Linked DNA regions of Homo sapiens: all the other regions are linked to region 3. Evidence: chromatin contacts called from ENCODE Hi-C or POLR2A ChIA-PET data. All regions are on one chromosome and are shown on one strand. The core of a region is the stretch at or near the end of the contact, and the rest is flanking DNA. Distances in the headings are between cores, read along the strand shown. Region 1 holds the start of SELENOI (selenoprotein I). Region 2 holds the start of ADCY3 (adenylate cyclase 3). Region 3 holds the start of DTNB (dystrobrevin beta).

Evidence for each region. Hi-C counts contacts between places; a loop is a spot of excess contacts on that map. ChIA-PET counts read pairs that join two places held with the same protein, here RNA polymerase II (POLR2A). Pooled maps may share reads with other maps.
Region 1: a map of CD4-positive, alpha-beta T cell shows a loop between it and region 3 (2.8-fold over the local background). The contact joins the promoter of SELENOI here to the promoter of DTNB in region 3. A Hi-C loop is called at or near these places in 3 of 168 maps with a recorded cell type or tissue (CD4-positive, alpha-beta T cell and naive thymus-derived CD4-positive, alpha-beta T cell) and 7 of 50 pooled maps. POLR2A ChIA-PET finds 5 or more read pairs at or near these places in 3 of 52 experiments (B cell, T-cell and activated CD8-positive, alpha-beta memory T cell).
Region 2: a loop to region 3 is called in a pooled map, with 11 times the contacts of the local background. The contact joins the promoter of ADCY3 here to the promoter of DTNB in region 3. A Hi-C loop is called at or near these places in 7 of 50 pooled maps. POLR2A ChIA-PET finds 5 or more read pairs at or near these places in 2 of 52 experiments (Panc1 and WTC11).

What each region holds. Positions count from the first base shown.
Region 1 is chr2:26,344,706-26,347,405 of GRCh38, forward strand. It overlaps SELENOI (selenoprotein I), which reads left to right and starts at 1,438. Exons shown (of 10, transcript NM_033505.4): 1 at 1,438-1,584. The coding sequence starts at 1,528. It overlaps ADGRF3 (adhesion G protein-coupled receptor F3), which reads right to left and starts at 2,084. Exons shown (of 14, transcript NM_001321971.2): 1 at 1,416-2,084. The coding sequence starts at 1,529. RefSeq lists enhancers at 903-1,042, 1,363-2,130, 2,243-2,342 and silencers at 1,253-1,482, 1,533-1,592, 1,653-1,702.
Region 2 is chr2:24,918,935-24,921,634 of GRCh38, forward strand. It overlaps ADCY3 (adenylate cyclase 3), which reads right to left and starts at 1,303. Exons shown (of 22, transcript NM_004036.5): 1 at 749-1,303; 2 at 1-250. The coding sequence starts at 53. LOC124907742 (a long non-coding RNA gene) reads left to right here and starts at 1,410. Exons shown (of 2, transcript XR_007086246.1): 1 at 1,410-1,638; 2 at 2,064-2,524. RefSeq lists silencers at 688-1,417, 1,448-1,507, 1,548-1,757, 1,768-1,857.
Region 3 is chr2:25,672,135-25,674,834 of GRCh38, forward strand. It overlaps DTNB (dystrobrevin beta), which reads right to left and starts at 1,443. Exons shown (of 21, transcript NM_021907.5): 1 at 1,252-1,443. RefSeq lists silencers at 892-1,821, 1,186-1,480.

The sequences.
Region 1 (2,700 bases), core at 188-2,687, 670 kb after region 3:
GCCTGTAGTTCTAGCTACTTGGGAGACGGAAGCAAGATCACCTGAGCCAGGGGAGGTCGAGGCTGCAGTGAGCCGTGATCACGTCACTGCATTCCAGCCTGGGTGAGTCAGTCCCTGTCTCAGGGGGCGGGGAGAAGCTTATTATCTACCATATACCAGGTATAAGATTATCTATTACTTTCTAAGAATCATGCTTTAGGAGGGGAGATTAGACATGTAGTAATAATACTGTGTTTGGCATATCTCGGGTCCCCAATAAATAGTTGTTAAACGAATGAACATAAAAGTATCTCAAAATAATCGCCCTTATTTCAGAGACCCAGAGAGACTGAAAGGCTCCCTGAAGTAGTGGTTTCCCATAACACAGAACTCATTTCATGTTGGGTCGATCATTTCCGAGCTTCGTAACTAAGTGACTCTGGGCAGGCTGCCTAATCTGAAAAAGGGGATAATGCCTTTCACTTCAGTGTTGTTATGGGGTTGATAATGTATGTGAAGTTCTCCCCACAGAAGGCGCTCAATAAAAAGCAGCAACTATTATAAAATTTTATTAGTAGATACTCACTAGCCATTGATCTAGTGTTTTTTGTTTGTTTGTTTGTTTTACAATTAACTGGGCTCCAGTTATGTAAAACACCTCTTGCAAACGCATTTAAGGACTCGTCGAGACTGAGAGATCACTGCTTTTATCTGGTCGGGAGACACCAGCAATCTTAATTTGGAACGGTTTGATAGAGCGGAGTGCGATGAGGCGGTCCAAGGTTCCTAAGCAACATAGACCTGAGGGGCTTGTCTCCAATGTCCTTTCACCTGTCTTTCAAGTCCCTCTGCTGACCGCACAAAGACTCCCGTGGCCCCGGCAGCAGCTCGGCCTTCTCTACATCTAACCACGTTTACTAAATTTCTACGGCACGCAGCGCACCGCACCAGGAGCTGGGAGCGGCTCGCGGTACAGACCTCCTTCCTCTTTTACTTCGCTGCAGCGGGAGAACTAAGTCCTCTTACCTGAGGCACTGCTGAACTGGTTCGCAAGCAGTCACTCTACCCCCAAGACTAAAACGGTATACCCCAGATCACCACGCAAGTGCGGATACCACAGAAATCCCACCTTCCCCCGGGACCGGGAGCAAAGCCCGCTGGGAAATTGACCTTTCACCCCCTCTCTTGCCTTACCTCAGCTCACCAATTTTGACGCTAGCAAATGAAGCGACGAAGAGAGCTGGAAGGCGGGACTTAGTGTTGCCTGATCCACGCCGATTGGACAACAGCAGTGTCGGGGGACGGGCCGCTCGAGCGGGCTAGCAACCCCCCCTCGATGGGCGGGGAGAAGCGTGGGCTGCGCTTGCGCACTGAGAGGCGGCCGAAGGGGCCGAGGCGGCTACGCGTGCGCGGTGGGCGGAGCGCGGCTCTCCTACCTTCTCGGGCAGCCCAGTCTTTGCCATCCTTGCCCAGCCGGTGTGGTGCTTGTGTGTCACAGCCTTGTAGCCGGGAGTCGCTGCCGAGTGGGCGCTCAGTTTTCGGGTCGTCATGGCTGGCTACGAATACGTGAGCCCGGAGCAGCTGGCTGGCTTTGATAAGTACAAGGTACCGCGGGCCGGCGGATGCCCCTCTCCCTGCTCCCGGCCTCGCCCAGGCGGCTGAGGGGCCCGCGCGGCGCGGTCCGTGTCACCTTGTGCCGCGTGGCTCCGGGCGGGCTGGCGGGCGTTCCTCCGGAGGTCCTGCGGGTCCTGGGGATTGGGGGTCGGGGAGCGTGGGAGCATCCTAAGCCCGCCGCCCGTAGTCGGCACCCCCCGGGAGATTTCCTTTTCCTTAGGAGAGCGCTCAGTGATCATGGAGCGAGGGAATTCCCTTCCTATTTTTTTTAAACTTATTATTTTCGTAAGCCCCCGAAAGGATGGAGTTCCTTCTGTTGTGTCAATCGCCTTCATTTTAGTGAAGTTTCCACTCGCCTGTCATGCATACAACTTCGGAGGAGGAGATGATCGTTTGGCAGATGAGGCCCGGGAGGGGAGCGACTTGCCGATGCCATCCTGCTGATGTCTCCACTTCTGCTCCCGGCAGGGACTTCCTAAGCGGCAGCTTGTGGCGCTAGGGCCACCAGATGAAAGGGAGGTGCACAGGAAGGAGCTGTGGAGTGGAAAGAGCGCGGGCTTTCGAGCACATACAAACCTGATTACAAAAGTCAGATTTCTTTATTTCGTCTTGGGCACGTCATTTTAACCCCGCTCAGCCTCTCTTTTGTGTATGAAACTGAAAGTAATAGCTTCTGCTGTGCAAAATGATTAGAGGAATTTGTGAAGCGCTTGGCAACATACTAGGACCCCAGTAAATAAATGCGGGTGGTTAACTTTCCTCCAAATCTGGTTCCCATCCGCAGTTCCTTTACCAATGAATGACTCTAACCATCCAGTCGACCAAGCCTGAAATATGGGCTTTAACCCTTCATCCTTGTTGTTACCCGTTCATCTTCACATCTTAGCTTAAATATTGCTTCCTCAAAGAAGCCCTCCCTACGTGCCCCTTTCCCCCTTAAATGTGCGCTCTGTTCGTTTATGGAATTGCTGCTTTAGCGTGTCTCGCCATTAGAATATAATGCCCAACTCATTAGAGTTTTCTTGTGGACCATCATGGCTTAAGCACAGTGCTATGTGCATACTAGGCACCCAGTAAGCATTTGTGGAATGAATGAATAACTGAAAA
Region 2 (2,700 bases), core at 53-2,552, 750 kb before region 3:
GCTGAGTACTCGGCCGAGTATTCGGGCTCGGAGAAGCCCTGGTTCCTCGGCATACTGGCTGGTGTCTGCTACTGGCCCTAGAGAAGTGGACTGGGAACGGAGGAAGAGCTCTGGACTGGGCCTCCTCTCAGGGCTCTCTGAGACCGGGGGAGGGCTGAGGGCCTCTTCTTGTCTGGGGCGGAGGGGAGGCCACCTCCAGCAGGAACGCAGAGCGGGTTTCCAGAGCACAGGTAGCACTGATCAGCTAGAACTGAAAAGGGCATTGCTGAGTAGAAGCACCTCTTCCCTCCTACCTTGCGGTTTCCCCATGACCCGCCCTAACCCTCATAAAAGGATCTCTGCTGCAAGAGCCTCCCAACCCAGGGCCTTCCCTGCCACCCCCGGCTCACACCACCGCCCACCGCAGGCACACTTAGTCCTGTCCACGCCAGACACTCAATTTCCTGTCCCTGGCTTGTGGAAGGGCCTAGCCGCCTTTCCATCCCTGGTAACCGGTTTCTCTCTGTCATCTCTTCTTTCTCAGTCCCCGACTTCCTCACCTAAATTCCCTCCAGGCCCAGTCCTTAGAAGCTGTAAATAAAATGTGCCGGAAAGAAATCAGGACCATCGTGGGGGATTCCTGAGCCTTCCTTCTGTTTACTTCCTTTTTCCACCAAACCCTTGGAGGCTCGGGCTCCGATCCGGCCCCCTTCCCACGCTCGGGGCGCTGTCTTCCCCCCCGGAAGCCTGGCCCTGCCCCTGCGTTTACCTGTGCGGGAACTCGGCCACCGCGTGCTCCGGGACGGTCCCCGCGCGGGCTGGGGCGGGAGAGCTCGGCGCGCCCGAGGGCTGCTCCCCGCAGAGCCGCGCCGCCCCGGCAGCGCCTCGGGGCCCGGCCGGAGCGCGATCTCCCGCCGTCAGGCCCGGGATCCGACCGGGAGAGGCGCAGGGCTGCCCCTCAGCATCCGCGGGCGCCCGGCCGCAGGGGGAAGGAGGAGGCGGCGACGAGGGCTGGGAGATCCGTGGGCGCCGGCCCAGCGCGCCCGCCCTGGGGCTGAGGCTCAGGGGCAGGGGCCGTGCGGGGGCCGGCAGGCGCGGGCGGCGGCGAGCGCGGCTCTCCGGACCCCTCCCCTGCACCCGCGGCGGCGGCGGCTGCTAGGGGCGCGCGCGGGGCCCTCCCCGGCGGGAGCGCGGGCCGAGCCCGGGGAAGCCCGCCAGCATCCTCTCGCCCGCCCGCGCCGAGCCGAGCCAGCCGAGTCCGGGCTCGGCGTGCTGCACAGCTATTCCCCGCGCGGCGCCGGCGGCTCCGGGGCCACGCGCGCTCCAGGCCCCGGGAGGCGGGAGGCGGGAGGCGGGAGGCGGGCGGGGCGGCCCCTCCCTCGCCCCAGTCTCCGCCCTCTCGGCGGCGCGTTCCGGAGTGGGGCGGCGAGGGAGGCGCCGGGCGGCGGTCCCAGGACCCGCGCGGGCGAGAGGTGGAGGGGCCCGGGCGGCCCCCGATCCGGCGCGGGCGGCGGGCTGGGGCGATGGCTGCGTGGAAGCGCGGGCGCGGGCGCGGGCGTGGGCGGTGGGCGGTGGGCGGCAGGGCTGGGGCGAATCCACCCCTTCCAGCGAGGAGGCCCGGTCTAGGAGGATGGAAGCCCGGGACGCGCCCGCCCGCAGGTGAGGCGCGCTCGGGGCACCCCGCCGCCCCCTCCTCCGCCGCGGCTTCCTTCCGGGCCGGCAGAGGCCAGGGCTCAGGTTTGGGGACCGCTCCGCCGCGGGGCACGTGGGGCCTAAGTATCCCCGCCCACCCCGGGAGCCCAGACTCCGGAGCGCCGGGCCTGAGCTTTCCGCAGAGGGGCTCGGCAGCGGAGCCCTGTCCTGCTCCCAGGAGGCGGGTGGCGGTGGCCCGGTGGGCACTACACACGTGGAACTGGAAGAGTTCCTGAGACCCTGCTTCGAAGAGATTTCCCGTGCACATTCTACCCGTTTGAGATGTGTTTGAGTTCACAAACTGTCCCTTAAAGATGCGAATGCTCCTTTGAATAGTTAAACCTATCAGTCTCTTACACCATAGTATAAATTATTTTCCTTGCATTTGACAGAACACCGTGCTAAGATCAACTACAGGCTTTGGGAATTTAAATAAAGGAAGAGGAAAGAGATAGAATGTTTTGGGACAAAAGGGACAAAAGCATGTGTGGGAAGGTAAGTGCTGAGGACAGCCAGCAGCAATAGGGGGTCATCTCCCCTGGGGAGAGCTGAAGGAATGAACAGAGGGGAGAGAAACTTGGCTATCCAGACCCTGGATGGAGCTGCCACCCCATGCCCCTGAGAGTTATCCGCGGGCACCCCTTCCAGAACCTCAGGCATCACCTTGCATCCCTCGGGGAATGGATCCATTAGAGAATCGATCCTGCCACTGCTGTTTCTACCGTTCCCTCACACTCTGTCTGAAAAGGCGCCACCTTCAGCCCATACTTCGCAGGGCTTTGATTCCAAAGGTAGGGGACCTAACATCAGATATAGGAGTTTGGTAATTTAAATAAAGCAAAACTTTGCCCCATTGTTTTATTTTATTTCTATTTTTTATTTTTTCGAGACTGAGTCTCACTCTGTCACCCAGGCTGGAGTGCAGTGTTGTGATCTCAGCTCACTGCAACCTCCACCACCCAGGTTCACGCAATTCTCCTGCCTCAGCCTCCTGAATACCTGGGATTGCAGGCACACACCACCAAGCCC
Region 3 (2,700 bases), core at 193-2,692:
CAAGACCTCGCCGCCTTAGCCATTGCTTTAACGTGCCCAGACCTCAGAACCGGGGTTGCCTCGCATAGCAAAAAAAAAAAAAAAAAAAAAAAAAAAAAAAGAGGCAGAGAGAGAGAACTTGTGGAACAGGAGAAATCCAGCAACCTTCCCTAACACTAGAGTGACTGACACTGCTCCATGGCAAATGTGGCCAAACCTTGCTTGTCCATTCATTCATGCAATAGACACTTATGGCTCAACCGCTGTGAGCCAGGCAACATTCTGAAGATTTAGCAGTCAATAGTCATGGAGCTTATTTCTAGATGGGAAGGAAGGAAACTTCCTTTCTTTCCAAACGTCTTTTTTCCCCATCTAAGAGCCCCCTTTAAATGTTACCCGTAGGAGCCTTCAAAACTCTCCCAAATTTCTCCCATAGGCTTCTTTTGACCTTTCTGCTTTATCCCCAAAACCACGCAATTTATGGCTCCAATTTCCCAATACTGGGAAAAGACAAAAGAGACCGAAAGTAAATAGGGCATGCGACATAAAATTCGACGCTCCTTTGTATTTCATGTGCATATCTTCACAGCCACACTGTCAGCACCTCAATAACATGACGGTGTTCCATACTATTTCGTGGCCCCAGTGCTGACTACGGGTCTCTACCTACGGTAGCTGGAAGGTCTTCCTAATCCCAAGGCCTGGCACAGGAATTTAAGGGCAAGTATTCGTCACCGGCATCCTCGTCTCGGGACACTTCTTTCCTGTCCAGGGTGACCTCCTGGACAGGTTCGCTATTAGGCGCCTCGGGAAACAGTGATTTGGGGTGATCTGAAATAAATACCCTTCCCTCTGCCAGGGCCTGCCCGCCTCACCTGCCCTCTGCCAGGACCTGCCTCACTCGCCCCTTCAGCACCTAACGCAGAGCCGCCTCCAGGCGAGCCGGGCTCGGGCAGCATCAGCCCGGCGCCGGGCCCCCGCTCGCGCCCGTGCCCCGGCGCGTTCCGGACCCCGATACCCCTCCCGGCCCGGGATCCGCCGCATCCCCTCTGCCTGTCCCTCCGGGGCTAGCCGCGCCGTCCCACCTCGCAGCCGCGCGCGGTGCAGCGGCCCCGGCTCCCCGCGCCCTCCCCGACTCCTGCAGCGCCGCACCCGCAGGCTCCCGGGTCCCCAGTCCCGGCGCAGCGCGAGCTGCCGTCCCGCACCTCGCGGGCGCGAGGCTCCAGCCCAGCTCGTCTCCCCACAGCCCCGGCGGCGGCCGCAGACCCCCACCTTGCTCACTTCCCCGCCGGAGCAGGGGTCGTCGGGAAGGTCTCCTGCGGCCTCACTCCTCCGCACGCTCCGGCCCAGCCCCCTCGGCTGAGGCAGCGGCAGCGCCTACTCAGGCCCCGGAGCCACCCCCGCGGCGAACGTTCGCAGCGCCCGGCTCGCGCCGCTTCTCCGCCCGGCACGCGCAGCGCCCGCCCCCGGCGCGAGGGCGCGAGGGCGGAGGGCGGAGGGCGGATGGGCGGGCGCGCGCCCAGCGCGAGCGCGCGGCCGGGGGCGTGGCTTCCGCGCGCGGGGAGGGGGCGGGAGCGGCCGAGCAACCCCCCTCCACCCCGCCCCCGCGGCCGCGCCCCGCCCACCGGTCGCCGGCGGGTTCCGGGCAGGCGGGAAGCTGGCTCCATCCAGGCTTCTCCCGCTCGCTGGCGTCGGGCCGGGTGTCTTTCCATCCGCAGGTATCCGTCGGCGGGGTGCCCGGCCCGACGTGACTACCCGACAAAGAATGCAAAGAGCCACCCCGTGAATCATTCTCCGCGCCTGGGTCACAAGCCTGTGCCCGAGTGACCCCCGTGAACTCCGCAAGCTAGCCCAGCCGCGGCGTGCGCCCCGCGCTGCACCAGGTGCCTGTGGGCGCACGATCACGGTCACGGCGCCTGGGCTCGAGGCGCCCCAAACTTAGCGGGGAAAACAGCCATGTACACAACCAAGTCCGATGACCCGTGCAGAGCCAAGCCACGGTGCGATGCTGGCACAGAAGCTAGAGACGACTTCTGCTTGGACGCCGCAGAGGGCTAGAGGCGGCATTTATGGTCAACCTCGAAGGAAGAAAAAGAAGTCCTAGGAGGAAAAAGGGAGGACATTAGGGCTGGGAAAACAGTTTGGGCAAAGGAGCCGGGGCAGCCAGGTTTACCATCTCAGCACCAGCTTTTTTGTGTTTTACTGTTATCCATCTTTTATAGAATTCTTTCCAAACTGTGAAATACAGGAGATGGTGCCAAATTAGAATATAGCAAGGACTTTTTGAATGGTTCAAATGGTCATTCTCAACGTTACTTAAGACTCAAAACAGCAACGTCCTTTGGGGGCTATTGGTCAATGATGAAGGCTGTAAGCTCCAGAGCTAAGCGACCCCAGGCCTGCATGCTGGGAGTATGGTTTTCACTGCTTTTTGGCACCTTACGGTAAGGCAGATCGTGCCACCTCCTGCTGCTGCCTGCCTGCCTGCCTGCCTGCCTTTAGAACACCCTCTTCCTCCTCCTCTCCTCTTTTTATTTTTAAACTCCTATGGTGAAGGAAATGCTGATAACCAACTTTGTTAAATGGGAACAAATAGGTTCCTCAAAAGATGAGCATTTTCTGGCCTGCCGCGGAGGCTCACGCCTGTAATCCCAGCACTTTGGGAGGCTGAGGCAGACGGATCACTTGAGGTCAGGGGTTCGAGACCAGCCTGGCCAACAT